Regions from separate parts of the Mus musculus genome. Here all the other regions are linked to region 1. The links are chromatin loops, found by intact Hi-C in ENCODE. Cell type or tissue: heart. All regions are shown on one strand. Links, peaks and the distances in the headings refer to the core of each region. The heading gives the core; the rest is flanking DNA.

What was found. Peaks named below come from ENCODE experiments on the same cell type or tissue, not always from the same donor. Only the 100,000 strongest peaks of a DNase experiment are listed, where the experiment ranks them.
Region 2: it touches region 1 in a loop (5-fold over the local background); 4 of 42 quality-filtered maps call a loop at or near these places.
Region 3: a loop joins it to region 1, with 4 times the contacts of the local background. A loop is called at or near these places in 20 of 42 quality-filtered maps.
Region 4: a loop joins it to region 1, with 5 times the contacts of the local background. A loop is called at or near these places in 3 of 42 quality-filtered maps.
Region 5: it touches region 1 in a loop (3.0-fold over the local background); 14 of 42 quality-filtered maps call a loop at or near these places.
Region 6: a loop joins it to region 1, with 4 times the contacts of the local background. A loop is called at or near these places in 2 of 42 quality-filtered maps.
Region 7: a loop joins it to region 1, with 2.6 times the contacts of the local background. A loop is called at or near these places in 5 of 42 quality-filtered maps.

Annotation. Positions count from the first base shown.
Region 1 is chr2:52,422,469-52,426,850 of GRCm38, reverse strand. Arl5a (ADP-ribosylation factor-like 5A) reads left to right here and starts at 1,977. Exons shown (of 6, transcript NM_182994.2): 1 at 1,977-2,261. The coding sequence starts at 2,216. It overlaps A430018G15Rik (RIKEN cDNA A430018G15 gene), which reads right to left and starts at 1,839. Exons shown (of 3, transcript NR_165461.1): 1 at 1,696-1,839. In heart, for the core only: no CTCF peak of the experiment used is centred there; a DNase peak (open chromatin) is centred at 1,910; H3K4me3 peaks cover 3,324 bases; H3K27ac peaks cover 3,353 bases.
Region 2 is chr2:52,742,487-52,746,868 of GRCm38, reverse strand. No RefSeq gene overlaps it. Among named protein-coding and RNA genes, the nearest start is that of Stam2, 2.5 kb to the right of the region's middle. In heart, for the core only: CTCF peaks have their summits at 2,553 (motif pointing left) and 3,913 (motif pointing right); no DNase peak of the experiment used is centred there; H3K4me3 peaks cover 654 bases; H3K27ac peaks cover 251 bases.
Region 3 is chr2:52,588,797-52,593,178 of GRCm38, reverse strand. All of the region lies in intron 2 of Cacnb4 (calcium channel, voltage-dependent, beta 4 subunit), which reads left to right. Among named protein-coding and RNA genes, the nearest start is that of Cacnb4, 86 kb to the left of the region's middle. In heart, for the core only: CTCF peaks have their summits at 2,074, 3,227 and 3,428 (motif pointing right); a DNase peak (open chromatin) is centred at 1,908; H3K27ac peaks cover 1,737 bases.
Region 4 is chr2:52,071,120-52,075,119 of GRCm38, reverse strand. It overlaps Rif1 (replication timing regulatory factor 1), which reads right to left and starts at 2,283. Exons shown (of 36, transcript NM_001355415.1): 1 at 2,254-2,283; 2 at 1,867-1,983; 3 at 795-873. The coding sequence starts at 1,970. In heart, for the core only: a CTCF peak has its summit at 2,143 (motif pointing right); a DNase peak (open chromatin) is centred at 2,289; H3K4me3 peaks cover 2,590 bases; H3K27ac peaks cover 1,663 bases.
Region 5 is chr2:52,577,363-52,581,744 of GRCm38, reverse strand. All of the region lies in intron 2 of Cacnb4 (calcium channel, voltage-dependent, beta 4 subunit), which reads left to right. Among named protein-coding and RNA genes, the nearest start is that of Cacnb4, 97 kb to the left of the region's middle. In heart, for the core only: no CTCF peak of the experiment used is centred there; DNase peaks (open chromatin) are centred at 904 and 2,664; H3K27ac peaks cover 277 bases.
Region 6 is chr2:51,968,327-51,972,708 of GRCm38, reverse strand. Nmi (N-myc (and STAT) interactor) reads left to right here. Exons shown (of 9, transcript NM_001141949.1): 2 at 82-121. Among named protein-coding and RNA genes, the nearest start is that of Nmi, 2.7 kb to the left of the region's middle. In heart, for the core only: a CTCF peak has its summit at 2,155 (motif pointing left); a DNase peak (open chromatin) is centred at 358; H3K4me3 peaks cover 321 bases; H3K27ac peaks cover 345 bases.
Region 7 is chr2:53,188,148-53,192,529 of GRCm38, reverse strand. Prpf40a (pre-mRNA processing factor 40A) reads left to right here and starts at 1,276. Exons shown (of 26, transcript NM_018785.3): 1 at 1,276-1,507; 2 at 2,430-2,561. The coding sequence starts at 1,298. Arl6ip6 (ADP-ribosylation factor-like 6 interacting protein 6) reads right to left here and starts at 446. Exons shown (of 4, transcript NM_022989.4): 1 at 8-446. The coding sequence starts at 407. In heart, for the core only: a CTCF peak has its summit at 2,535; DNase peaks (open chromatin) are centred at 489 and 1,219; H3K4me3 peaks cover 2,639 bases; H3K27ac peaks cover 2,018 bases.

The DNA of each region.
Region 1 (4,382 bases), core at 237-4,236:
CCTCCCTGACTCCGGAAGCACACAGCTGTGTCTTCATGGTAAGAGACTGTCCCCCTCTTATTTGGCTATCCACTCCCTCTGGAGTTGCCTGGGAATTGTTTTTGCTAAGGAGGGCAAATACAGAGCAATGGCAAAGCTCACTGTTTCTCTTTAGTTCCACAGGCTGTTTCCCAGTATCTGGAAACAGTTGTTTCTTGTGTTGTATCCAGTATTCTGCTTGTTAACTGTAGAATGGTAAAGCACATGTTTTACTCTCTCCTGCCTTGAAGCTGAGGTCTTTCATGGCATTTTGCTCATGACTTTAAAAATGGATAAAATATTTAGAAGGTCTCAGAAGGAAGAACAAAATGTTTGATATCCCTCATTAAAGATTCCCAGTTACATCTATAGTTAACAATTTTGTATTTTGTCTACTAAAGTCAGCCAAGATTCTACTAGTCAACTCCATCCCCCCTTCTGTGAGGGACACTTGGAAAATAGCCTAAGAGACCATTTCCTTAATAGAGTTCTAAAACACAGATCTCTAACTTCATGGGTAAATGTAGGTCTGGCATACATTAATAAGTTGCCAAAGACATGTGGGAATTTGTAAAATGACTCAGAGCCGCTAAAGCCCTGCCTAAACTGGATGGGAATGGAATCACTAAAGAGCTCATGTAAGTTGGTTATGCGAACATTGATCTTCTAAACAGCCCACTGGCTATTAAGTATATCCAGATCTAATTCTCCTTTATGTATGCCTCCTCTAAGACTGGCATTTGAACGCAAGCCCCCAAAGAAGATGAAGAACTCTTTCCCATACATTGAGCTATACGGTAGTATATGGTTAGGAGTCAGGCAGAGTATAGTGCTTCATTTCATGTGGCTGTTGAGGATAAGGTCGGGAACAGCTCGAAAGGGCCTTTCACAAGTCTCCCACATTTTTCCGTCTCTGCCTTTTTTTTTTCCCTCCCTTTTACAAACTTAAAGAGGATAGAAAGAGATGATGCTGATTCTACTCTTTTTGTTTGTTTATGTGTGTGGAAGAAGTAGACAACCCCAGTTTCTCTTTGAGTCAAAACTATCACAGTCGTCAGTTAACCTCAGGAATCGACCCTGTTCCTACATCAGGAATATGGAGATCTAGAGTCTACCTGTTTAGCTAAAGGGAACTAAAGTAAACAAAAACAAAACACAGGCAAGAACTCTTCGTTCGGATCAAGTTCGCCAGCGATTACTTATATTTTACTTTTCAGCCACTTATCCTGCGGGGAGTGGGGGTGGGGGTGCGCAGGGGCGCAGAGCTGGACACTCGCATACCAGGAGGCACAACTGTTTAAACTTTAGGCAAGCAGCAGAATGAAGAGCACAGACAGCATTTGGCCATCTATTTAACATGATGGTGACTCCTGAATGAGAGAAAAAGACGATCATATCGTGAAGACCAGTGAGTTTCTTGTCTACAGTCTTTTTGGACTCAGCTCAGACGGCTTTTGTGCCTTAAGATTTTTAAACCGGGGAGATACTTAAGGAAAAGTGTTCTAGCCAAGAGTGGCCTGAGAGCAGAGGGAGATTGGAGAGGGAAGAGCGCTGAGAAGCAAAGGTAGAAGTACGAAAAACCGCAGCGACAAAAAAAAAAAAAAAAAAAAAAAAAATAGGCCAATGATTTCTGCTGCTTGTCAGGGAAAATAGGCTCTAAAGAGACTTAAAGCTTACCATCGTCGGGGTCCAAACCTGGCACTTTTGGAGTTGAGTATGGTTACATATTTGCATTGTGACTTAGAAACAACCTCAAATCCCCGACATTGGCGCGCCTAAAGCGCCGCAGCCTTCCTTCCACTGACCCTCCGCGCCGCAGAGGCCTCCCAGCCCCTCGCCCCGCCTCCAGCCCCCTTGCCCCGCCTCCAGCTCCCTCGCTCCGCCTCCGGGCACGGCGCCTGCGCAGTCCCCTCGCTCCGCCCCGCCCCTGCCCGAGCCACCGCCGGAGAGGAGCTGGGGGAGGACGGTGGCCCGCGAGGTTCGAGCAGACAACGCGGCGGCGATGTCCGCGAGCCAGGCGAGCGCCGCGGCGGTAGCGGCGGGGCCTCGCGCGTGGCTGGGCGGCCTGGGCTGCGGCCTCCCCGCGGGTCCCTGGAAGCGGGCGCGCGGCCGGCGCGGGAGCAGAGGCGGAGGCCCCGGCGCGTCCTTCTGCCCCGCAGCCTGAGCCCGGGAGGCTGGAGGGCTCCGCTGCCCGAGGATGGGAATTCTCTTTACCCGGATCTGGAGGCTGTTCAATCACCAGGGTGAGGCTGGGCCGGGCGGGGAGGTCCCGGCCCTTGTCGGGCAGGAGGGTCGCCTTTGTCTCCGGGGAGCTGGGGAGAGGTTCCTCCCGCCATACACCCATTTCTCCGATTTGATCGCGAGCGCAAAAGGTGCCCTGCCCCACGCCGAGGGCCCAGCGCGCTGCCTGGCCTGCTTCCATCCCCGTCGCCTGCCCGCAATTGTGTTTGGGCCGCACGGGCAACAGCTGGGGTTCTAGAGTGAGGACCGAGGGCCCTGACCCTAGCGGCGCCACCGAGCCCACGGCTTGCAGAATGCGGAAAACTGGAACTAGTGCTGGATCCGTCTGGTTCGCTTTGGGGGGTGGGGGTGGGGGTGGGGGTGGGGGGGATGGGCGGGGAGACCCTCGCTGCGGAATAGTGATGGAGTGTCTCTCCTTTGCGCCGTTTGTCTCAGTGGTAAAGGTCAAGCCTAAGGTCGTTTTCTTTCTTAGGTTATTAGAAGGTTTTGGGTTTTGTTTTGTTTTGTTTTGTTTTTGGCCCTTGTTAAAGTGTTTCGCTGAAAGCTTTTAAAAGCCTGCCTCGGGAGGCAGGCTTCATTAGCATTAGGTAACTAGCAGGTTACTGTGTTAAGTTCGCCTAAATGCAGACATTTGCCACGGAAAGGCATAGGGGATTTATTAAAAAAAAAAATTACAAAATGGGTGTGTGATACTGGAGAGAATATGGTCCTAACAGAACTACATAGTTACTGAAATGAAATATAGTGCTTTTTTTTAAAAAAAGCTCTACTTGCAGTTCATTCCATCTGTCAAGCACGTACAGTTTTTCTCTTGTATAAGCTGGTAGCGTTGTCGCACCCCCACTTTTTCCAGTTAAAACTTAATGAACGGTGGCGCCTACTATTTAGAAGGAGCAGTTGCCGGGCTTGCTCCTCCTCTGGGATAGAGCTGGTTTTATGGGACTTGTAATCCCTAGTGGGTTCTGCTTTTTTTAATAATAATTTTTTTAAAAATGATACCTAAGATAACGGTACTAAATGAAGTGGAAGGCAATAAAGAGGATATTTCCATTAGCTCTGTCTGGTCAGCAGAGAACGTGTGACGGGGTAGTGGTTTCTAGTGGCTTCATAATTCTGTGGGTTTAGATACTCTCACCTAGCACAGGAGGGATTTGTGGGGTCTACAGTTTTTGAATATTTAATCTCTAGGTTTGAAGTACTAAAGGTTACATTGTTGTAGAACTGGTGATATTTGTGTGGGTAATAAGTGTTCTTATTCTAGTTCTGTCCTCTACAGTCTTGAATTTAGTGAGACTAGTGTTTCAGTTCTGCTTTGGTTTAGAAAGACCTTTTGCTTTAAAGTGTCTCTGGTACTGGTCTCACTTTCTTCTTTGAGTCAGTGACCAAACCGTTGCTGTAACTTAAAAAATGAATTAGAACTTTAAAAGAAACTCACCTAGTTGCACATGATAGCAGGAATGCATTGGTAGCAGCACAGATCTTGTGCTCTGCATTTTGTAGTAGCATTTGCCTGAACGTTTACTCAGAGTTTGAAAATTAACAAGAGGATTAATAGAGTCCAGTTCCTAGGAAATTACCAGTCAATAGAGTGAGATCGTGAAGAAAAAAAATCGTTAAATGGTCTCTTCCCAGCTCAGTAGCCTCACGGAATTCACTGTCACAAACACTTGTTGCTAGTCTTGGACCTGTGGAGAAGGGGGCACATAAGTTAGGTGTGTCTTCGATGCTTTGTTTTACAGAAGGATCAGCACACGTTTCTATACTCTTTTCATGGAGAGCTGCGGAGAGAGGCTTTGGGTAATTGCAGAGTTTGCTATATCGATGAACGCAGAGACTTAGCAGCTCTGGCTTCTCAAAAAGCAGCTGCTCAATTAAAGCTGAGCTGGTGAACTGCTTGCTGGGCCCAGAAAACCAGAGCTATGTTTAGGTGGGGCACAGATTCCGGAGCGCTCAAACTTTATTCTAGATACTGCCATTTATTGACACCATTAAAAAGTATTGTAGCTGGGGCTGTAGCTTAGTTGGTAGAGGGCCTGCCTCCCTTTCACCACACCCATTCAAGAGATAACGGGATGTGGTGGTGGGGTCCCCTGTGATCCTGTCACGTAGGATGCACGTCCTTG
Region 2 (4,382 bases), core at 174-4,173, 320 kb before region 1:
GAGGATGCTTTGCTGGTGTTTTTCTGGGAGCAGCCTGGAAAAAGGACATGTGATGTTTTGCTAGAGCAGATGCTTGAGAGAATGTGATATTTGGAAAGGGTATAAGTATAACCCAACCAAGAGTGGATGATGCTGTGTGGTATTGGTATGCCTTACTCTTCTTTGCTGGTCATCTTTCATCTGTCACTTTATAGAGAGAAACACATCAAAAAATTCTGGTGGTGTTCAGGCAGCTTCTTGCAACTTCTTGCTGTTTCCATTTCCGTAGACTCTGTAGCCAATTGGAGGAGCCTCGCTATTTCTTGTGTTTCGACCTGCTGTTGCTGATTCATGAATGGTGTTTGTAAGTGGATCGAGCTGCTTCTGCTGGTTCAAGTGAACTGAACTGCTGATATCCTGGCAATGCAGATTGGATTTGCTCCAGAGAACCATTTCTAAACAAGTCCACATCCTCCTTTGCTCTGTTAACCTTCCCTTTCCAATACCTCTGGTGGGTGGTGGGCTAGAAGGAGGGTTAAAGCATTTAAGAACCCTTATTAAAGGTAGAGTTTGAAAGATCTAAGCCTACATTCAAAGCAATAGTTTGTTTTTTTTTTTTCAATAGAATTGCCCACCTTTATCATGGCCTTCCTTTATCATGGTGCACACCTCTGGCCTTATCCTTGGACCTGACCTTGAATGTATGTTTTCTTTGATCATTAATTTGTTCCAAGCCTATTTTTCTTCCTAGTGTAATATATGCACTTATAATGTATGGTAGCTCACTGTAGTCCTTCTCATGCAAACTTTACTCTTCTACAAGGGGGAGGTACACTCTACTTTTGATACTAAATTTAAACTTTCTATTAACTGTCTTAACTTCTTATAATTATTTCAATCGAATTAGGAATTCTATAAAACCATTAATTCATCTAAACAGCATCATTTCACTAAAGTTCATCATCTTCATGTTAATCTGCAGGAAGTTTGCCCAATAGGGTGGGCTAATGCCCAGGAATCAATTATAACAGACTATAGGCAGAAAGGGACTTCCTTTGTCCCATCACATCTTATCAGAAAAATAATGAATACAGCACTGACAAATATGAAAAGGCATATCAACAGCAATCCTCTGACTAAGCTCCCAGGGCCATGCCTTTCCAGGATTCACCCACCGCAGCATAGAATACGGTGTGCAGTCTCCAGGAAGCTCAGTTGCCCACTGCAGCTCCTCCTGTGTGTGTCTGCCAAGTTACTATACCAGTCACTAATTCTATGTGGGTACTTACATTTAATAAGATGAAACTCATTTAGCTCAGTTCCTGATGTGGGAGGAATGAGACTGCAGAATGCAGAAGGAGCTCTCTGGATGGATAAGCTTTATTTAGGTCTTTGAGCTGACAGATTTCCTTGATGTTGTGAATGCAAGTGACCGACCTATTTCACCTAGCTAGAAGACAACGGCAATATGCTTCTACCTCTTTCAAGATTTAGCACACTGCCTTTGGTGTTTCTTCACCAACAAGTAGACTCAACTTTGTCATGGTGTGTCTGGAAAACACTGTCCCTATTGTGGAATAATAAGGGTAACTCAAAAAGCATGTGCCGGGAGAGTGAGAACATACCTGAAGATGGATCTTGGTGCATACATGAGTACGTGGCCTAAGGTAAAGGTATCGAACTTGCTGATTGTAAACCCAAGTAACAGAGAAAAACACTGAAACAGGATTTATCTGAAATTGATTGTATTTCCTGTCACCATGGAGATAAGTACGAAAGATACTGCATTAAGAAAAATGAACAAGGGGGCTGGAGAGATGGCTCAGCGGTTAACAGCACTGACTGCTATTCTAGAGTTCAATTCCCAGCAACCACATGGTGGTTCACTACCATCTGTAATGGGATCTGATGCCCTCTTCTGGTGTGTCAGAAGACAGTGACAGTGTACTCACATACATTAAATAAATAAATAAATCTTAAAAAAATAAAAATGAACAAGTCAAATTACTTTGCACATCTGAATTTGCAGGTTATTTCAGACATATCTTTTAAGTGCTCAATTCCTTCTATACGTGAAGTAACAAAACTCAACTATCCTCTTGTGGCTAACACAGGGTTTGCTCCTGATCACTACCGAAACTGTTCTTAATTAAGTGAACTCACTGACTGACTAGGTATGTATGCTAGCAGGTAAATAAAGATACTTGAGCATGCTCACCATAAAACAGCAGGAGCAAGGATCCTCTAAAATGATATTTTCAAAGGCTATCCCTCAATTCTTTGCTTTTAATACAAGTACTTTTAAGTTATCTCATGTGGTCTTTGCTAGCAACCTAACTGTTTGGGACTCCTTATTCACATGTGGATTGATATCAGATTATATTCCAAAATATCCCTAAATGGGTGCCATGTGTCTTATATGCTAGAATTAAAAAATTAACAGGTTTGGGCTGGTGGGATGGCTCAGTGGGTAAGAGCACTGGCTGCTCTTCCAGAGGTCATGAGTTCAGTTCCCAGCAACCACATGGTGGCTCACAACCATCTATAGGGGGATCTGATGCCCTCTTCTGGCAGGAGGATGTATATGCAGCAGAGCAACAATACATTAAATAAAGTTAAAAAAAAAAAAGTAGAGGGAAAAAAATTAACAGGTTCTGCCAAATTTCTAGGTAACTTATTTCCATTCTAACACTGGGGATTAATCCTAGAAAGTGTCCAGACATATTCTGAACACTCTAGATTAAGATGCTTAAAAAAAAAAAAAACTAGTCCATTAACCTGCAAATGTTTCCATCTCACTTGTAAACCTAACTTTATAGTAGATAATGTATTCAATTCAGATGATTTCACACAGGAAGAATCTATTATCATCTCCTTACACTAGAGGTTGGAAAATAACGTCTGCTTCTTTAATATGTCGATATGTAGGGTACAGAAGATCCTATCTCAAAACTGAAAGAAGAGTCCATAAATAAATAAACACTGAAATGATTCTCAAAATTAAAAAAAAATTGTTGAAAAACTTCAAGTCCTAGAAGGAAGGGCTCGTGCTTCAATAAATGGCTGAAACTGACTAGAGCTGCCAGCTTTAGTTTAAAAATACTTAATTACTTGAGACCGGGTCTCACTATACAGCCCTGTCTGACCTGTAATCTATATAGGTGGATAACTATATAGATCCACCCGCCTGTACCACCATGCCTGGTTATAAAGATCTTTTAAATTATGTGTGTTTATGATATGTGTGAGTTGGAGGGTCCGTGCTCGGGATACTGCCGAAGGGTGTGTGTGTGGCGGGGAGAAGACACCTTTCTGGAGTTGGTTCCTTCTGCCTTGGCTTCTGGGTGCTGAACATCACTCTTCAGGCTTGGGCTAGAAGGGCTTTTACAGCCAAGTGATTTCGTCGGCTCAAGGTGCCAGCTTTAGATGTGTGCTTTTCCATTCAAAAGCCATGGCCACATTCTAAAAGTACTTACCGTGCACTTTCTTACCAGATACTGTTTTTTAGATCCTGCGTTCACACTGTGAACAAAACTCATGGAATTTATAGTCTAATGAATAAGGATACTACAATTATCTGTACTATAGAGAGTGATAAATGATATGAACAGATACGAAGCAGGGTGAAGACGTACAGGGCAACGTATTGCAGGAAGAGTGTTTGCACACTTATACTTATTTAAATGCCTGGCTGGATCTGGTGGGAACCCGGATTTATGACTCTTATACATAACTAAGTCATTATAAATGTTTTTGCACTATAATGCTTGAGTGCACTTCACTCATCTTTGAACATGACTCAGCGATCCGCCTACCTCTGCCTACCACGTGCTGGGATTAATGGCGTGGGCCACAACGCCAGGCATTAGATTTTTAATTTTACGTGTCTGCATGTGGGTATAGGACGGTGAGTGTAGATGCCTACGGAAGCCAGAAGAGGGTGTCGGGTTCCCAGGAACTAGGCATTACAGACTGCTGTAACCCCTGCCTCCGCGAAGGTACGAAAACCTCAGCAGCAAGCGCTCTTAATTGCTGAGCCACCTCTCCAGTCCCTTCACTCGTCTTTATATTCCATGGTCCAAGCTCTGTTTTCATGCAGGAGAAATGAGAAGCAAAGAGTCTCTCCACAGCCGCTTTCCAGGGTGACTATTTCGGCTTGGTTAACCGCGGGATCCCATGAGCATCTACAACCCAGGCGGCAATTCTCAGCGCCTCTCATAAGGCGACAGCTGTTTCCATAGCAACCAGACGCGATGCGGGCGCGGGGTCCGAGTAGCAAGACCTGACCTGGTACCCAGGAAGTACTCGGGTTCGAGAAGAGCTGCTGTCACAACCTGGGGCGAAGGAAACGACATTCCCGAGCCACGCACCCCGCCTCGCCACTCAGGATCTGCAAGCTCGGC
Region 3 (4,382 bases), core at 186-4,185, 170 kb before region 1:
CTTTTGTCTTAAGGTCACACCCAGGATGCCACATGATATGTAGTTGTCACATCTGCTAGGCTACTTTGGGATGTGACAGTTTTCTCTGGCCTATTTTCCACCCGCTTTGAGCTAATTTTTAAGAGGTGTCCTTTCTCGACTCAGGGAAGTGCAGGATGGTGATATTCATAGGGACATTCAACTCCCTCGTGAATCTTTCCATCAACAAATACTTACAGTACTTAGAGATGAAGTAGCTGAACCTAACAAAGGAGCCACAGTACATTGCCTTCCTTGTCTCATGCCAAGCCACTTTGCCCTTCACAGTGTTTGAAGATTCCCCCGGGGATCTTGTTAAAATGCAGACTTGTTTGGAACTTTCACAGCGGGGGTCAGGGTTTTGTGTTTTTAACAAGCTCCCAGGTGCAGCCATGCCACCCCTCCTCACCCTTAGGATGCAGACCCCACACTTAGGCAGAGCTCCACACCGGCTAGTGAGAGCCTGGGGAAGGATGGAGGATGGAGTGGTAGGTAAACTGCATGTCTGCCAGCAAGATGTTTGCAACTTAGAGAACAAAACGGGAGAAATAACCTAGACACAGAAGACTCAGTCTTGTGGGATTCGGTACATACGAGGTATTAAATGCAGAGACAGAAAGTAAAGTGGGATCACAGCTGTCTCGGGGAGGAGGGAATGGGGAGTTGGTGTTAGATGTGTACAGACTCAGTTTGTACAATGAGAAGATTTTGGAGGTGGATGGCAATGAAAGTTGCACAAAAAAAAAAAAAAAAAAAAAAAAAGCATGTCGTTAATACCACCGAACGGCACATTTAAAAAATTGTCAAAGTAGCAATATTTCTGGTGTGTGTATTCTACCACAATTGAAAACACTCTTTAAAAAGACACTGTGAGGGCTGGAGAAGTTAAGAGCACTGGCTGCTCTTCCAGAGGTCTCAGGTTCAACTCCCAGCACCCACATGGCAGCTTACAACTCTAACTCCAGTTGCAGGGGATCTGATGGTGCTTAACACAGACACAAAACAGTGCCCATAAACCAAAAATAAAAAATTGCTTAAAAGACTAGGTGTTAGAGTTGTCAGGAGAAAGATGAATGATGTCAGTAGAAGTTCAGACATGGAACTTGGGTAATGTGACAGGCACAACGTGCTTATAGACTCATTTCTAACAATGCTTTGAGGCAGCCACTTGTCATCTTGCTGTCCAGATGACAGGATCAAGAAGGGTCACAGAATGGGTTTGGAGGGCTGTTTTAGTCAGTGAAGTACTTGCTATTAATTCATCAGGACCTGAGTTAGATCTTCAGACCCAAAATGGAAAAGCCAGGCGTGGTGGCATGTCGCTGTAACCCCTGTGTGAGGGAGGTAGAGGCAGACAGAACCCTGAGGCTCCTTGGCCAGTCAGCCTAGTGTGAAGAGCTCTGGGCTAAATAAGAGACTCTGTTTCAAAAACCAAGTTGTCCAGCTCCTAGACACCACACCAAGACTGATCTCTGGTCCTTACATGCATTCTTTAGGGTCTCAACAGTGTCTTCCATGGTCGATAGTCAACATACATGGGAACAGTTTAAAGCAAGATGACGGGGCCCATGGGACTGTTGTGAATTGAGGAGAGCATGTCCCATTCAACCAAAATTCCAGGGACTTAGGCCACTGATAGGCTTGGGTAATATTGAAAGTTGGGAGGTCCTCAGATCCCTGATGATGTGCGTGCGGCCTGCGTCATGGGCATGCAAGACCATAAGACACATGGTGCATGTCTTCCTGGCTGTGTCAGTAGAGTAGGAATGAGTGCAGTTTCACCAAGTGCCGTAACTATGATGTTTGTAATACAGCAAGGATGGGTGGAGTAACTCCTGAGGGTAGGCAGTGTCCTGAGCACTCTGCTGTGGCCTCTAATGACCCATTCACTCATGGTTGTTATCTCTGTCGGCCACAGGGCAGAGCGGGCCAGGATGAGCACAGCAGAAACCCAGGGTGAACTGGTTGCACTTGTACTACTGTTAATTAACTCCAGCTTTCTGAAAGCTGCTGCTTTTGTTTCTTCATGGCACTGTACTACAAGAGCAATTTAAACAGGAACCGCTAGATGTCGCCACCCAGTGTTTCTTAAATGTGGCAGAAGCAAGGGACAGGGCAATTCTCCCTCTACCTTGAAGACAATGGAGCAAAAGCTCGATCATTTATGACTTCCTGTTGGAAAGTGTCACCCTGAGCAGCTACCACAGTGGACTATCTCCTTTCCACCCTTTGCCTTAGCTGACTGTTTGCTTGTGGGTTTTTTTTTTCTTTTTCTTTTTAATTTTACAAAAGGCAATGGGAACTGTCATTTCATACGTCAGCTTCTTCCCACACCAACTACAGGAGCTGCTGTAGGCAGGAGGGGAGGACAGAATTGACCACAGGGGCTTTGGTGGAGGTGGGGGTGGGGGGAAGGGAAGGAGTGAGGGAGGAGGGAAGGAGAGTAGGGGTAGGAAAGGCAGCTTGCTTCCTATTTAAATGCACTTATGAATTGCACCAGTGCTATAATTAGGCCCTTACTCCCAGCACTGGCAGGAGCGCAGCAAATATATGCTCAGCAGAGGCACAGTGGACCTTGTAAATTGTGTGAGACAGCAAGGAGCACCTGGGCAGGGAGGCGAGAGGGTCCTGCGCCTCTTGGTAGCAGAGGGTGATGGAGGGACACGTGCTGTTGGCTTTTTCAGAAGACAGGAGAGGGGAGGAGAAGCTTCATGCTGCCCTGGATAGAGGAAACTCACTCGTTTAGCACTGAGTTATCCAGTGTGCGGGCTCTGCTTCAAGTGCCCACAGAAGAGAATCACATTGAGCAAATCAGTCAAGTAAGGCTTCCCTCTTTCCCAGCTCCAGGCACTTTCTCTTCTGTGAACTTGCAGAGGATTCTCTAGCTCTAAATCCCATCAATACAGTGACAGATGACTTTTTTTTTTTAACTCAGTGCATCTAAGGCAGACAGTGAAGAGAACGTTCTTTAAAACAACGATATGTAACACAGACAAAGGTAGGCAGGGAGGTGGTGGGGGACCACGGGAAAACCTTGGAGCATTCATGGGAACTCATCTCTTAGCTTTTGGGCAGGAGGTTGAAGTACACAGGGTGAATTGGGAGCTGATTGAAAGGCAGGGCTGAAAAGGCTGCGAGAACGGCTGCACAGAGCTTTGGGAGACTCTGGAAAATCAAAAGAATGGTGCAGAGCAATGCTTTCAACTCAAGGAGGAAGAGGTCAGCCACAGACCAAACGCTGTGCTTTCTAGAGCCTTGCAGAAATGGTTTGTGATCAGGTAGAAGGCAATGCTTTGCCTCGGCAATAGAAGGAATTTGAAAAAAAATAATGTATTGTTTAACTATGTGTACCTTTGCGTGGGTCTCTGTGTGCACATACACATGGAGGGCAGAAGAGGGCAGCAGATTCGCTCTAGCTGGAGATAAAGTGGGTGTAAGGTGCCCAACAGATAGTGGGGACCAAACTTGGGTCCTCTGCACAAGGAACAAGTGTTCTTAACTGATAAGCCATGGCTCTTGCTCGAAGAATGGTTTATTACATTTTATTTATTTATTTGTTTGTTTGTCTATCTATCTACCTATTTATTTATTTATTTATTTATTTGATTTACAGTGTGTATGGGGGTAGGGTACATGCATGCCACAACATGCGGGTGAAGGTCAGAAAGCAGCTTGCAGGTGTCTCTTTTCTCCTTCCACTATTTTGGTCCCTGCAGCAAGTGCCTTTACTCCCTGTGCCATCTCACTAGCCTGACAGCACACATTTTGAAAATTTGGAACAACACTATTGAAGCTTTCCTTTGTGTTATTAATCCATACAGAGACTTTGTGTTAATCCACGAAATGCAAAGACTAAGCTCTCTCAAGTGGGAACACTGCTAACATTAGTCGTAACTTCTCCTCACTGGAGGGAATCAAAATTACTTCCATCTGCGTCCCGCGTCATCGCCAACACCACCTAGAAGGGAACTGGAATTCATATTCATTCATTCACACTCAGGACATTCAGATAGGAAGACTGCTGTGAATTTGAAGCCAGACTGAACTAATAGGGAGTTTCAGGGTAGGCCGGGCTACAGAATGAGAGTGTGCATCTCTGTCTCTCATACCATATAAAAACAATAGCAACACTAATAAGACCCTACTACACATTTGAGCCATGTATTATCTTATGGGATTCCATAAACAGAGGACCCCCAAAGAGATGGGAATTTCCCCAGGAATCTCATTCTGGGAGAAAAAAAAGGGTGCCAGCCCAGAGTGGGAAGTTGTCTGCTGGGAAGAGATTTTACACAGCTTTAATAACCTTTCAGACCATCTTACAGGATGAGACAGAAGCCCAGACAATGAAGAGCTGACATTTG
Region 4 (4,000 bases), core at 1-4,000, 350 kb after region 1:
AAGTGGCCAGATGAGGCTAAGAATACACTCAGTCCGATATTAACTATTACAATTAAACAAGGAAAACAAGTTAACTAATTTTTTAAAGTGTTCCAAAAAGCAAAATTAGCAAAAATTAATGTAAATAAAAATAAATAACACGTACTGTGGGGTATGTCAGTGCCAGCCTATAATCCCAATTGGAAGGCAGAGACAGGATTGTCACCTAGCTAAGCTACCTGGTTCCCAAACTGGAAAAAATCCCTCTGCCCCAAACAAACAAACAAACAAAAAAGCATGAATATGAATACTGTCTATCGAAAGGGAAGACTAAGATAGTTGCCATTTTAGGACAAATTACTCAGACCTTCCAAAACACAGATCTTATTGTTTTAATAAGACATAAGCTTTGAACTGACAACCCTAGACACTTTAGACTTTAGGCAAATGAACCGATTTCCTAACCTGCAAAGTGGGGCTTTAAAGAGCAGACTTGGTCTATGGATGTAGCTTAGTGGTACATACATGAACTGAAGTGAGAGGACACATAAGGTAACTGAGAGCACCTGATGAACCATATATAATCACTTGAGATAATAATCTCATCAATATAACTGATGATATTTTGTATTCAGGGCATTAACAATGCACTGGATAATGATGCTCCATCCACAGTGAAAAACCATTTTATCAGAAAGCTAGTCAGAGTTGCTCCTGGAATCCCAGATTTGGAAGGCTAAGAAAAGATTTCAAAGGGCTCAGTCTAGTGGGTTCAGACTGAGGCAGTGCGAAGTCATTAAGAAAGGAACACAGACCTTTAAAACCGTGTACAGCCGAGAAAGGTTTTTCTCGATTTCTGCAATGACTTCTTTTCCTTCTTCTCCAGTCATACGACTTTAAAGGAAATAGAACATAAGCTTAGTCGAAAGCATAAACAAACAAACAAAAAGTTATTGCCATCACTTTAAGGATTACTTTCAGGGCTGGAGAGATGATCCAGGGTAAGAACACAGAGAGGCTCTGGCAGAAGACTGGTGTTCAATCCCAGCACCCCTATCGTGGCTCACAACCACCTGTAACTCCAGTTCCAGAGCCATCCAACACCTGGAGCCGCAGGCACTCTAACTCGTAACTGGCTTTTTGTTTTAAGTTTTTAAAGACGACTTTCAAGCCCTTGGAATTAACCTCTTTCTTTAAAAAGTTTAAAGGTATAGAGAAAAAATGTTTTAAGTTAGACCACATATAAGCGGTAACTTGCCTCAAAGCTTTTTGGCCTCGAAAACGTATTTTTTCTTTTCTTTTTTTGTAATTTTTACATGAGAAAAGAAAGTGGGAATCCCTTTCCCTAATCATGTTTTCTAACTCAGAAAATACGAAAGTTTAACAAAATTCAGAAATTTTTCTAAAGCCTTTCAAATAAGTCAAAACGGGGTTCCTGGCTCTGCTTTTTTTTTTTTTTTTTTTAAGCCAATTCTGGGGCCGGTTTGCTGACTCGCGCACCTGTAATCTCAACCACTCCGGCAGAACCACAAGTTCGAGGCCGGGGTCGGGGGATGAGCACTGGAGCGAGCCTGAGCCAAAGACCCTAACTAAACCCACTAACTCCGGATCGCCAACTTTCCCACGGCGTCCGAGGTTCGCAGGGCAAAGCCCTGCTCTCCAAACGCCTCTCGACTCCAAACTTTTCTTTAAAGGCTTTCCCGTCTGCGGGCCAGACAAAAAAATACAGAACCGCTCGTCCCCGAAGAAGCCCTCGGACGCCGCCGCTGCGCCCCGCAACGTCACTCGGCAGGCAATGGCCCGGTGCACCCCGAACTACCCGCGTCCGCCGGGTCCCCACGGCTGCCCCGGCTCCCGCCCCGGGCTCGTCCCCCCGGCCCGCCTCACCTGGTCAGAGTTAGGTAGGCGTCCGTCTGCTCTCCCGGAGGCACCGAGGGGTCTTCCCAAGTCTCCAGAAGCGGCTCCAGGGGGCTGCGACCTGGGGCCGTCATGTCGGCCGCCACCCTGCAGCGAGGCCGGAAGACACCCAGTAACCGGTGGCACGGCCCGCGCGGCGCCCTCACCTGCACGCCGGGCCGCGCGCTCGCAGGCCGGCCTCCCGCCTGCCCGGCTCCCGCCGCCGCTTCCCAGGCAGCACGGCCGCGAGGGGGCAGAGGCGGCGCCGGCCGGGCCGAGCCGAGCCTCCCGCTCCTCACCCCCCACGCGGGAAGTCCGCTCCGCAGCTCGCCGCCCCGGGGCCCGCCGTCCGCTCCCGGCTCGCGCTTATTTACTCACGCGTGCAGCCCGCTCCTCCACGACCAAGATGGCGGCGGGGGGCGGGCCCAGCGGCGCGCGGGAGCCGGGCAGGCCTGGCGGGAGAGGCTCGAGCCAATCCAACGGGCGGTGGCGCGCCGGGCTGCTCGATGGCCTGCTGCCCGCCCCCGCCCCCGCCCCCGCCCCCGGAGCACCTCGGGGGGTGTGTATCGCCTCCAGCCCGGGGCTAGAGATGGGTGATGTAAATTAGTGCCCCACTCCACCTGACTCCAGCTACTTGCTCAGCCGACCAAGTTTGCAAAACTCCAGTGCTTCCCAAAGGAGCCCACAAAACCATTTGATTGAGAGTGAATGGCAGGCTGTTGGGCTTGTTTTGTTGTTGTTTGCTGCTGCTGCTGTTGTTGGGTTTTTGTTTTCTAGAGGTCCACTTGCTAAACCTAGCTCTCTGCCTCTAAGCCCCAGCCCAATGAGTAAGTCGGAGGTGCCTCAAAAGCCACGCATTCAAGCTTTGGTCTGTGACCTTAGGAAATTGACTTCATCTCAGCTTCTGAGAGTGGGGACTAGTGGCAGCACATTTCTTAGCGGGGGGGAGGGGGGGAGTGTTGCTAAAGGAGACCCATGGCGTGCATAACAAAGGCCTGGAAATGGGCGGTATTGATTTGCAGATTTCAAAATACCGCCCTTCAGCCTTGAGATTCCTCAGAGGCAACTGCCTAGAATTGGTTTACTTCCATTGGACCCCAGGTGTAGAGGGGTGACGGTGGCCCTGGGATACACAGGTGCGGCAGAAACGACAGTAAACCCTTAAACAACGTGGTAATCATTGAAATCGTTTCACGTGCCTCTCAGCACTCTCCACAACCCGCAAGATTGTTTCAACTTTAAGCACAGAAGGTCAGGGAAGCAGGACCTAGTGGCCCACGCCTTTACTCCCAACACTTAAACTGGCTAGGCAGACAGATAAAAGAGTTCCAGGACAATCAGAGCTACATAATGAAACCCTGTCTTTAAAAAAAAAAAAAAAAAAAAAAAGTAAAAATAACAACAAAGAATAATAGGGCCACCCAGAGCCAGGCTCTACTAGCGAATTTGCCTGGCACACTGAAGCCCTAGGTTCCAACCTCCAGTCTGCCGCTTGTTCTCAACAACCCACCAGCACCTAACTTTTCCCTGTGAGAAGCCCATATTTTAAATCCCCCTTTTCAAGAATTATGGGTCAGTTAAGCCCGGTAGTACACACCTGTTTCCCGGCACTCAGAAGGCTGAGGTAGAAGACAGCTCCGGTTCCAGCTCTCACTGACTTACAAAGCAGGCCCGTCACAAAAGTCAAAGCAAATATTGACAAGCCTTCAGCTTCATTCAGTGGGAGTGGGGAAATCCGTGGAATCTTTCCGTCCTTTACCCCACCACCACCCACATTCCTTCCATTGAGATTTAAATTCTCCTGACCCCGGGTGCTCAAACACAGAGATCCTCCAACCTCCCGCGTCTGGGGATTAAAGGTGTGCACCACCACACCCAGCTCTAGATCTCCTAAAATGACTTAAGTTTCTGCTGGTTGGTCCAAGGTACTGGGAGCAACAAGTGTTGCTTTTGTAAAATCGTTGAGCTCCACATGCAATTTTACTAGGCTAATGAGTTCTCTGCTCTTTGGTGTTTTCTATCTCATAGAAAAGGGTGAAAGATTAGAATCAAAACAAATTCCCTTACCCACACAGACTACCTGCAAAATTTCTAGAAAATTTAATCAACACAAATCTGTAATCCC
Region 5 (4,382 bases), core at 193-4,192, 150 kb before region 1:
GCAGCTCTCAAGATGTTTGTGGCTTATATGAGGAAGTCAGGTGCAAGTCATACGACTTAGCTACAGTCCCTGGCGCCTTTGGGACTGCCGCCACACCCGCTCCTAACATGGCCCAATGTGAATGGGGCCATCTCTGGACTGGTGGTCCTGGGTTCTATAAGAGAGCAGACTGAGCAAGCCGTGCAGAGCAAGCCAGTAAGTAGCATCCCTCCATGGGTACTACATCAGCTTCCGCCTCCAGGTTCCTGTCCTGTTTGAGTTCCTGTCCTGCCTTCCTTCAGTGATGAACAGTAATGTGAAAGTGTAAGCTGAATAAACTGTTTCCTTCTCAAGTTGCTTTTGGTCATGGTGTTTCACTGCAGCAATAGGAACATTAATCAAGACACAGACAAACGGAAATTAAGAAGCTCTTGGCTTTCAAACCCCATGATGTCTGTTTATTCAGTCATTGGTACAAATCATTTCTAGACACTAGTTTCATGTTTTGTTTTGTTTTTTTCAAGACTACTAACAAGTACCAGATGTCAGTGGGGGAACTGGGGTTCTTCTTTCTCCTTCCCTGTCTCTGCCGGTGTTTCCTGCGACTCCATCTCTTCCAAACCTTGGAGTTTTCCAGTCTTGGAAACTGTTATTCAAAAGAGAGAAAATAAAAGAAATGAGAAAAACATTCTTTATTGTTGGAAAGGAATGTCAAGTTTGCTCAGCTCCAAGGACAGAAAGGAGGGGGAAACTTGTGCAGAGAGTGTGGACACTGGGCTATTTAGTTTTGAGTTACTAACATTCTTCAGTTTACAGATGGAAAAAAATAAAAGAGAGAAAGCCAGGAGGATTATGTAAGGTCACTTGGCAAGTCGTGGGCTGACCCAGCATTAATACTCGGGGCTTCTGGGTCCTCAGTTCTGAACCTCCAAGACACAATGCTTGTCCAGTTCTTCCTCCATTAATCCTTGGCTGTCTGGGCAGCGCATGAAGGTCTCGACACTCCCAGCCAAATGAACACATGGGAGAGAAGCTAAGTTCAGATTTGCTACTTTTGAGCCGAATTCAATAGATGAGAAGAGGAAATGGAGGCTGTGATTGTGTTATTCAGGCTGTGGGGTGGATGTAAGCAGATGGAGTTTTAAATTCCATGCTAGTATCAGTTACTGCAGTGCATTCCCTGAACCCAGGTAAGCTGCTGAAGTCAATGGATTTAGAGAAAGGTAACCACAAGGGCTGGGAGATGGCTCAGTGGGTAAGGTACTCGTGGTATACAAGTGTGATGGCCTGAGTTTGGATCCCCAGCATTTATGTAGAAGTGGGCTATGGTGGCACTGGGGGGTGGGGGCACATCTACAAGCAGATCCTTGGGGCTCCCTGGAAAAACTAGTACTGCCAAAATTATGAGCTCCAAAATCAGTGAGAGAGCCTGTATCAAGAAATAAGATAGAAAGAACAGTAGGCATATTAATGTGGAAGGGGGGATATTTGCAGAGTCTACCCCTAGACAAAGGAACTACCGGCTGTTGGCTGCTGGGGAGAGAATCAGCCTCTCTCAGGGATGAGCCCTCTTATTGGTTATCCAATGCAAAATGAAACCATAGATACACAAACAACAAAAAATGGGATCAGCAAGTGATAACTACATATACATATATATTCTATTATTTATATGTGTGTATGTGTGAAACAAATATGATCAAAGAAAAAGGCTATTAACTTGAAAGTGTCAGGGTATGAGAAGGGTTCACGGGAAGGCACTTGGGAGTTAGAAAAGAGAGGAAAAAGTTGGGGAGGTGATACAATTCTATCTCAATTAAAAACATTAAAAAATAAATGTCATTCTAATAACAATAAGAAAATAAGATGGAAAGTGACAGACAAAGATGCAGTGTTGACCTCTAGCCTTCATATGGGAACTCATGAGCAGCTGTGCCCCTCCCCATGTGGACACACACACATAAATTCCACCCAAAACCACACACATGCATACATATACACACATATGCACACACATGCATGCACACATACACACACATACATACACACATATACACACATATGCAAACATGCAGACACATACATGCACATACATACACACATATACACACATATGCACGCACATGCACACACACACATGTACACACACACACACACACACACACACATTCAACAACAAAACGAAGACAGTCTCCTTAATAACAACTTGCTCTGATTGTGTAAGTACAGGCTCCTCTTGTAGACTTCGACCTTCTTCGCCAGGTCACCTCTCCAATAACTTGGTAGCTATAAACCTACTTGGGGACATAAATATTTCAATAAATATTTATGAAATAAATAATATTTATTGAAAACCAGTCCAAGGACACGTTTTCTTCATCCCAGGAAGCACAATAGCGCTCATGAACATTCCTGGGTGGGTGGTGTACACAGCTCCAATGCCAGGTTCTTCCAGGATGTAGCCTTAGTAATGCTATTGGCGCGCGCATCAGTTCGTGTACAAATTCAAGGCCTTCTTGGAGGGGGTTAACACTTATCAAGCCTAGTGTATTATCCTTCTCTTGTGTTAGCCATGTTTCTGAACAGCTACCAGTTACAGATCTTATATTCAAATAGCTCACCAGGGATGTTTTCTCATCTGACCTCACAGTGACCTTGGCGCCTGAGAGCCTGAAAGAGTTTTCATTACACAACGGACTGAAGAACACTCCTGGTGTGTGTCTGAGGGGAGAGTCGGTTTGGCAGCTACCTTGGCACTTAATGCTTGCCAACCTCTCAGCAAGCATGCTTGCCAACTTGGAGGGCCAGCAGTACTTTAGAATGTGTTTTGTTGAGTATAAACTTTGGAAAACATTTCAGCCAGTTTCTGCAAACTTTTCTAATCCCATGTGTGATCAGCATGTGGGCTTCAAGTCTAAGTCTGCTTTCTGTTTTCACTCGCTGGGGCACAAAAGTCATAAAGATTTGCAAGCGCGGAGGGCCCATGCTTGAATGTCCTATCTGCTAGTCTGTGTGAAGATCCCATGAGGTCTCTTGTGGAGCAGGGACCCTTTTCCAGATAACAGGTAGAAATATAACCTGTACCGTTAGGATGGCTGGCTTACTAGCATGTTTGTGTTCGGATGTGTTCCTTTAGATTTTATCAACTCATCGAGGCTATAAAAATGGTTCCTAGCTTCTGACTTGTGTGTGTGTGTGCGCGCGAGCGTGCGTGCGTGCATGTGTGTGTGTTTGGAGAGAGAGAGAGAGAGAGAGGGAGAGAGAGAGAGAGAGGGAGAATGTCCCTTTGTGTATAACTCACTCTTTAGTATCTCTCGTAATCTGTCTTCTTGGCCTGCGTACTTTTCACCTAAATGTTGGTCCATTTGTACCGTGCCCCCTTCTTCCTACAAACTCTGATTTGACTAAATTTCCCTCTCCTGCGCCATCTCTCCTGGACCCAAAGCTCCAATTATTGTCTCCAAGCACACACATGGGTTTTCTGAGTCAAACCTAAATAGGATCCACAAATTATTTTGTCTCTAAGAGTGCTTCTGGATATAGGTATGTACCAAAACTATGTTTCAGAGCCTGACCTTATTCGAGAGGCATCCTTGTCCTGACTTCTCACACTTCCGGAAGAGTGTACCAGAGTTGAGAACCTTGTGAGATCCACTCACACAGCCCTGCCAGTGGGCGCCAGGTGGTGATGACTGAATTTGGAAGCTGACGAAGGTGTCATTTTGACAGTTCATAGAACTGAGGTTTTGCTGTGTGCATGGCTTAGAAAACCATCTAGGCTGTAGAATCTTTTCAAGGCCTCTTTAGTGACACAGCTTGACCTAGTCTTTGGAGAAGTGAAAGTCACTCAAAGGGTGTTCCATGTTCAGTTCACACTGGCTAAGTGCTTGAGGGTGTCAGTGTCTCCTAGGACAACAGAATGAGTCCCCTTGAGTAACGTAAGAAATGATAGGAAGCATTGCATTTCTAACTTGACCTGTGGGCAGCATATGGCTTCCTTGGGAGCTGGCTTGCATTTGAATAACCCGAGAATCATGTTATTATGGTCTGGGAAGCAGCTATGTTATTTCTGGAGAGACCAGGAACTTTGTACTGAGAAGTCAGGGCCTTCCGGGGACCTCGTCGGAGGAACTCACCCTGGCAAGAGTTCTGGCCAGTGTCTGTTGTATTTGTTTTCGTGACATCATTTTACTAAGTCCCTCAAGTCTATAATTGCTTTAATGTTGCATTCTTCATCCTTGAAAGAAAAACTAATAAAGCAAGGAGCGAATGTGCGTTTATTGTTTCATACCCCCCCAGGGCGGGGGGGGAATGGGGGAAATGGAAGAGAAAAGCACTTTTTAAAAAATAACGAATCTAACATGGTGATGGCCCGTGCATGTAATCCTACTAACCTGTGGCTC
Region 6 (4,382 bases), core at 140-4,139, 450 kb after region 1:
TACAGTCATTGGGACTGGCTCCAGAAGGTTCTTAGAAAAATGGATTTCTCAGGAAGACTATTATTTGTATTTCTTTGGCAGGTGCTGAGTTCTGTAGTCCTGCCTCACTTTTTCAGAATATGTAAGTTGTTGTTGTTGTTGTTGTTGTTGTTGTTGTTGTTGTTGTTGTTGTTGTTTTTGGAAGGAGATGTTGAAAGGAGAATATTCAATGTAAGTTCTAGCGGGCACTGGTTTGGGTTAAGAGGACTCCTGCTCCAAAGGCACCCGAGCTACCTTGTGTGCCCCGAAGGAAACTTCCTGTGTCCTGTCCAGCCAGGAGAGAGGGAAAGCAGCAGGTTCCACTGGGCCAGAGAATGAAATCACCTCTCCTTTACTCCCCACAAAAAGCTCTTGAACATTCACCAATCAGTTATTCTGTTCCGGTCTCCCCGGCCCTGACTTGCAGAGAACTTAACTGTGAACCAATCAGTTCAGTTTCTGCATTTTCAGCTTTCTTCTCTGCCTATAAAGCAAACTTCTGCATAGCAGTGAAAACATTTGAGGCAACTGCTTTCTATTTACATTGTGCTGGCTTTGAACTCTTGATCCTCCTGTTACAGACCTGTGCCACTACACTCAGACAGACCACTTACTCGATTTATTCAATCAAGTGTGCCCTGATTGTAAAAGAAATTCAATTAGGATCTTTTAATTGTTAACATTGTATCCATCTTTTGACTTGTTTCTGGTCTATACAACATGGATACATTATAATTTCTTCCTTCCTTCCTTTCTTTTAATTTAATGTATATGAGTACTCTGTAGCTCTCTTCAGACACACCAGAAGAGGGTATCGGATCCCATTACAGGTGGTTGTGAACCACCATGTGGTTGCTGGGAATTGAACTCAGGACCTCTGGAAGAGCAGTCAGTGCTCTTAACCGCCGAGTCATCTCTCCAGCCCATTTTCTTCCTTCTTTATGCTGCCAGGAACTCTGTGTACCCGCCCCCCGCACCCCCCCCCCGATATAAGTATCCCTAGGAAAATGAGATGATTTTTTTTTAAGTTTACTGCCATAATAAATTACATGGCCTTGGTGGCTTATGCATACATGTGTGTGCATGTACACACTTTTCAATTTAAAAATACTTACTTTTAGTACTATTTTAAAATTAGATTGTGTGTGCCCGTGTGTGCCTGTGTGTGCCTGTGTGTATCCGTGTGTGCCCGTGTGTGTCTGTGTGTGTCTGTGTGTCAGTTGTAGGCATCTGCGGCTCTCCCTGGATAAAGTAAAAGGGCTAGCAGAGCTGTCTTCTGTTCTGGGAGCTCTCTCGGGATGAACTCATTCCGTCTCCATTTCCAAAGTTAGGACCAGCATTGCTTCTCTGATCATGTTTCTGTGTTCAGTCTAACTCTGGTGTTATCCCCTTCTTACTCTAGAGGGCCTTCTGGATCATGTTAAGTTTTCACACACAATGCAGGATGATCTGCATATTGTGTGTGTGTGTGTGTGTGTGTGTGTGCACTCGCGCAGGCTAGCACGTGCATATGTGTACATACCTGAGCATGCACCTGTGGAGGCCAGAGGTGGAAGGCTGGATATTGTCTTCTCTTTTGCTCCACCTTAATTTCTGAGTCAGGCTCTCTCAATGGACCTGGACTTTGGCTAGACTGAGAGTGACTTTCAGGACACCTTCGAACCTTGCCCAGGATGGGAAGTACCAGTGCTTACCCAGCAAGCTCTTTACCCTGGAGCCATCTCTCCAGGTTCCACCTCTGTATTTTACAATCAGCATCCTGAATTCAGTTTGCAGCCTTAAATCTTCTCTGCAGTGTAATCTAATGTTTTCACAAGTTCTTGGGACTAGAACATGGATGTCTTTGAAGGTGTCATTTTTCTGCTTACTATAAGATTGCTTGAAAGGGAAGAATTACCACATATTCCACACAGTGTGAAAGGGAAAATATTTAGATGAGAAATATGATGAACACATTCTGGGGGCGCTATGTAATAGACCACTTACAGCAAGAGATTTTAAGAATATTGGTGTTTTGGGCTGGAGAGATGGCACAGAGGTAAGAGCACTGACTGCTCTTCCAGAGGTCCTGAGTTCAGTTCCCAGCAACCACATGGCGGCTCATAACCATCTGTAATGGGATCCGATGCCCTCTTCTGGTGAGTCTGAAGACAGTGACAGTGTACTCATATATAAAAATATATCAAAATAAATAAATGAATCTTAAAAAAAAACAAAATGAATCTAAAAAATGTTTAAAAGAAGAATATTGGTGTTTTAATAACAATATTTAAAAACAATTATAAATGTTATAATTTCTTTCTTAAGAAATGTAATAAGAGGAATTAATATCTATATGAACATGAATATATTTTCCTGGGAAGAAAAAATATCCAATATAAAATGCACAGTGTAACGTGCACAGTTCTTGGTTGCATAGGTTCCTGTCATAAATGTGAGCAGGCGTGCCTGCCTGTAATCCCAGTCTTTAGAAATTTGTTGATTATTCAAAGAAAATGACACATGTAATCAAAGTGCCTTGTAAGCAATAAAGAAGAACTAATGTCCTCTGGGAAGGTCAGAAAAAGCTTTAGGAACTTTCTGGAGGTTTGCTATGATCCTTGAAGAACCAAAGGATTTCATTTGGTGGAGGTTGAGGCAGCGAAGGACCCTTGAACAGATCTTTGTGAGTTAAGGATCTGCTTAATTAAGGCTGAGGGTTCAGTTGTGGTTAGACTGTTAGATCTTAGATGCATGCATATGTTTATGTAATTTTAAAGAATGCATCTAAAATTATCTTACATTTATAGAAAAGTTGCATGTCATATAAAATGATATTTCTCTCTGGATTATTTGAGAGTAGATTTTCAAGCTAATGAGCTTGATCCAGCAATACTTCAGTGTATAGTTCTTACTAAAAGGGTGTTGGGTGGAAGTTCCTGTTTGAGTATATCACAGTCTGAAAAAAATCAAGAAATTAATTTGTGATATTCACTAACATCTAATCATTTTACCATTTGTCCCAATATGAGCTTCATAGATTACAATAATTGTGTTTCTGTAGTTTCCTTTAACCTGGAAATTTTCCCATCTTTCTTGAAAAAAAATTCACTTAAATAAAAAAATCAAAACAGACAAATTATAGCCTAGACAGCGTCTGACTCTAAGTTTGTCTGCGACCTCTTCCTGATTTTGTTCAGACTGTGCATACTTGGTCACGGCGTCTCGTCAGCTTAGTCCAGCCTATCAGGGGCCATTTAGCCTATTATTTATTTTGAGGATCTAATTTTGATCCCTTATGCTGGGTTTCCTGCACTGTGAAATTACTCTTGTTTAAAATTTATTTTGAATTAGTTTTCAGTTCACATACAAAGAAAGGGTTTGCTCTATGGCATTTTCACATGTGTGCTACTGCTCTCTCGCTGCTTTGGCTGGCCTCCTGTGTCCCTCTTGTTGAGTCCCTCTTCTCCAAATACTCTCCCCTCTACTTTCATAATATATGTATATATGTTAACATAATACACATATACATATATACACATATTCATATATGTACATGTATGTATATATACACATATATGTATATATGTTTTTGTGTGTATATGTATATATATATGTACTCACACACACACACACACAGTCCGGGTCTGACATGGCTGTGTAAGGCAAGGGGTGACACAGCTTCTGCCTCTGGAGCATCTCTAGGCCATTGATCCTTACAATCTCCACATGTGCTGATGACTGCTGTTGGCTTGAAACTGATCTACTGTCCCTTCTATTTGACTTTCAAACTCTCTTTCTGAGGAATGAACGTTCCCCATTACTCAGAGCTAATGATGTCATAATAAATGAAACAGATGTGGTTCTCAGGAATGAGGGATGGAAGCCGTCATGAGGCTCTGAAGGATGAGGAGCAGGCCTTCTGCTTAGCCTTTAGGGCCATGGGAAAGGATCAGGACAATGTTTTAACCACAGAGTCCATAAAAGCCTACATGGGCCTTTGTATAAATAGTTCATTGCCAGACTTGGCCTTGAATTTGGAATCACGAGGAGATACATTTCCCTCCGGTCCAATGGCTGTTTTATTAATTAGCCAGGGTGAACTTGGGGACATCAAGGATAGAGAGGTAAAGTGCTCTCCAGAAGAAAAGGCATGGATAGGAAAAGAAGGAATCTATAAAAAAAAAAAACAAGCAAAAGATAGATTTGTTTATTTTATAGGAGAAAGGCTTGTATACATACGGTCTAGAAACAAGTGATATTAGAATGAGAGTATGTGAGGCCATGGATGAGGAAACAAAGATTAGAGAATTAAAAGATGACGTATACGCATATAAAAAGTTAATGCTGAGTTCTCTTGGCTACTTGAAGCACTGGAGATGACA
Region 7 (4,382 bases), core at 238-4,237, 770 kb before region 1:
TCAATACCTTTAACGATCATGTAGGCGATGGCGAGAAGGAAAGCAAGGAGGACGGCGAACAGCAGCGAACAGAGAATGGAAAGGGCTTGGATGGGCCACCGCCGAGCCTGGGTTCGCTTGGCCGCAGTGGCCGGGAAGATGCCGTTGCGCTTATCCGGCAGGACCGGAGACCCGTCCCCGACCCGGGGGAGTAGCGGGGCCCTCTTGGTCTCCGACGACGCCCTGGCTGAGAACTCTGCCCGCAAGTCGCGGGCCACTTGGTCGCATCCCTCGTCTTCGTCGCCTTCGCCCTCACCCCAGCTGTCCCCCTGAGTGTAGTCGGAATACCCGGGCCGAGTCGCAGGGCCTGGGGTAACCTGACGGCGCCTCCGCGCGCCCGCAAACCTCCAACTCTCCACGAACGACATGGCGGGAAAGACTGAGAGTCCCGCGAAGGTCGGCTGTCCACCACCGCCACGCCCCGCCCCGGCTACAGCCAATCAGAGACGGCCGTCGGCGGACCCAACCACCGCGCGCAGAACCGTAGGGGAGTGCAAGAGCGGGTTACCCGGGGACTCCGCTTCCGGAGGCGCCGTGGGAGCGCGCGCCCATGGCCCGCCGCGACAACACTCTCATTTATTCCACCCTTTCGGGTCCTGTGGGCACGCACCTCTCGAGCCCCATGACCGCAGTTCCGCGCCTTCCTAACCGCCAGTCGCTTCCTCCCTCGGGCGAGAGATCTCTGTCTTTACCGCTCCCCGCCAGATACAGTTCGCGCCTCCGCCCTTCACTATGCCGGGCGCGCGCGCAGCTCTCGAGTTTCTCCCCCCCACCCCCAAAGGCACGACCCCCTCCCCAGGGCAACCGCGCGCGCGCGCACTAGGCCGCTAACGCCGGGTGCCGCTTCCCCCGCCCCACCCCCACCCCACCCCTGGTGGCCTCAGGTTTGTGGGGCGAACGTAACTAGGGCGAGGGGCTGGACGCCACTGCCCCACCCCCCGACGGGGTGCGGTGGCCCGAACCCGGGAATCTGGGTCCCCGCCGTGTCCCCTTTCCTGGGGGAAGTTGGTAGAGTTTCCCCGGCAGAGCACTCGACGCAGAAACTTCCTCCGTCCCCCCTCCCCCCCCCTCCATGCAGGCGACGCCGAGCGAGGCAGGGGGCGAATCGCCGCAGAGCTGCCTGTCGGTCTCGCGCTCTGATTGGACAGTAGGGAAGCCTGTCAGTTTATTGGCCCCGCTGATCCCGCCCCGCAGCTCAGGGCAGCCTTTACCCTTTGGCCCCGGCGGGCGCCAGCCACTCAGATCGCTTCTTGTTGGTATGTGCAGCGGCAGTGGCCGCCGACGGAGCAGTCTGAGCCCGACGATGAGGCCGGGGACTGGAGCCGAGCGTGGAGGCCTCATGGTGAGTGAAATGGAGAGCCAACCTCCCTCGCGGGGTCCCGGGGACGGGGAGCGGAGATTGTCCGGCTCAAACCTGTGCTCCAGTTCTTGGGTCTCTGCTGACGGCTTCCTGAGGAGACGGCCCTCGGTAAGGGATCGGCGGGGTAGGGGAAAGCGGCACAATGAAAAACCGAGTCAGAGAAACAGGAAGCTCTCTCCAAACGGAGAAGAGCATATCAGGAAGAGAGCTGCAGATGGTGGGCTACGTCCCAAGGGGGAGAGATGGAGGGCGGGAACACACAAAGAAATAGGTGGGACCTTGGACTTGCCAGTGGTCTTGGCCTAGGTAGATAGATGCCTTAGGAAGAAGGAAGGTGCTGGGCCCCGGGCGGACTGTGCATCTGAGAGCCCCAGGCTTGACTTACAGTAGGGACACTTAAGTCTGTGGGACTTAAGGAGCGGCTGCTGCGGTCTTATTTCTCCGGGAGTGGTGGTGATTTGCAGGGCTTGGGGGATTCGGTTGGGAGAATTGGCTGCGGATACTTAGTTTCAAGCCAGGAACAATGGAAGTATTATATTTTAAGCTCCCTAAAACGGCATGAATTTGTTAGTGTCTGGGACAGTTTAACTCTATTAAAACATTTGTGAAGTACTCTTGGGTACCCGCACTCTGTTTTAGGTCTTGTCCATATGAATGTAATTTTAAGTAGTATAAGCTGGTTATGTGTATAAAGGTGACGGAAGTTGTGTTCATCGTAATAATTTTTTAAGTTGGAATTCAATACATAGTCACCAAGTCTGACCAGTCATTTAACAGTTTGTTAAGTCATTGGAGAGGGGTTGTAATCCGCTAATGGGTTTAACTTTTCCATTATTTTGTAAATTTTCAGGCCCCATCTAATAATCACTGTAGTGTAATTAAGATTAACTTCAGTATATGCTAATACTGTAATTTAATCACAGTGATTTAATATTGTGCCTTAATTGATGGGTTTTAGTTGTTGTTTTTGAAATGACATTTTAAAGAAGCATTTAACTGTCTCTCACTCTCCCTTTTTATTATTTTTCAGATGGGGCATCCTGGCATGCATTATGCACCAATGGGCATGCACCCTATGGGTCAGAGAGCAAACATGCCTCCTGTACCTCATGGAATGATGCCACAGATGATGCCCCCTATGGGAGGGCCTCCAATGGGACAAGTAAGAAGACGCTTTCCCTTTGGCTTGCTTAGTTTTGTTTGAGTGTGTCGAGATGTATTTAAGATGTAAGTCAGTGGTGTACTTGCAGCCCTTTAAAGGTTAGTTTATATCCACGTAATGTCTTCAAACAAGACAAAACATTACATTGCTCATGTCTGTAACCAAATTTTGAATGTAGTAAGACTGTATGAGAAAAAATTAACTGACTTCCTCAACAAAATTAAGCTTTAAAAAAAATAAGCCGGCTGTGGTGGCGCACGCCTTTGATCCCAGCACTTGGGAGGCAGTGGCAGTTAGATCTCTGAGTTCAAGGCCAGCCTGGATCTATAGACTGAGTTCCAAGACAGAGAAACCCTATCTGGAAAACCAAGCAAATAATTTAAAGTGAGAGTATACATCTAATCTATTTAACTTAGTGACTTTATTTCAGGCATTATAATTATTAATGGTCTAGGAGTAAATATATATCAGAAGATAATCGTGGTGAATGTGTAAAGCCTAGCATCAGAAAAATAGTAGTTACTTGGGGTTTTCATGTAGAATGAATTTTATTCTTGGAGTATCTTCCTCTTGTTTGGGGTGCGGAGGGATTTTCTGCTCTATTACTAATTCTTTCCTGGACAGTGCCAAATAGGTAGCTCATTTTCTACTTAATTTTTGAATGATAATTGCTTCTATACTCCTACTTGTGCGTTGCCCCTTGAATCTCTAGCACAAATCGTAAATGGACGTTTTTTCGTAGGAGTGATTGGATTAAAAGGTTTTAAGATGACTCAGGAACACGGGTAGAATTTCTAGAGAAGTGGTCAAGAAAGACAAGAGCTTGAGGTGCATCAACAGTTCTGTCCTATGCTAGGTTCTATATAATACACTGATTCTTAGGTGGGCTGGGTTATTCCAGTTGAATATCTTGATAAGTCATGAAATTTTTGATTAGCAGAATATTTTAGAAAGCCAGTTGTATATTTTCTTTTGCTAATGAGTACTATTGAGTTTGACGATGGTTTGAGCAATGAAGGCTAAAGTTACTGGTGAAATTACAGGGGGAAACAGGAACTTGTGTTTTTTTGTTTGTTTGCTTTTTTTATTTTAAAGAGTAGAATGGCTCAGTGTTAAGTGGTTTTCTTTTATATTTGGAATATAGCCCTTAATTTTGGATAAGAAAATTGTATTCAAAGGCACCAAACTGAAAAGATTCTGCCTGCAGGAGTTCCTTATAGAAAAGATTCTTTTGCTCTGTTACTCTCGAATAATAATACTTTAAAACTCCCTAGGATATGCAGAGACAACTCTTGATTCTTTTTCTGTATCTTTCCATCTCTAAGCAGCACAAAACCCTTCTTGTTTTCTTGGTAGAGCTGCTCTAACTAGATAATGAGCTTTAAAAAATATTTATTCTCTAATGCTCTGGTTCTTATTTAAAATTAGTTTCTTTCCACAGAAAGATAAAATAAAACAATTTGCTACTGCCAGACGCTTCTCTCTTTTCTGGGGCCTTCTGTGTCCATTGGGCCAGGCAAGGTAAGTTTGCAAGGGGTTGGCCTGCTTACCCTTGCTGTCCCGGTGCTGTTGCACTAGCAGTCCTGAGATGCCAGCTACTCATTTTTAGTACAGTGCAGATTTTACTTTATTTTTTTAAGTAATTGGCATACACTGGTCACAGTTTGTTTTGTGGCCCCTTCTCTTTAGCTGTGCCAGTGACCATATTCCTAATTAGTTTACTTTATACTTACACACTTCAGATATTTTGACTTTTGCTTCATGGTTTTCTACTATTATTAATTTTTTTTTTAGTCTAATATGTTCTGTGCACCTGACTGT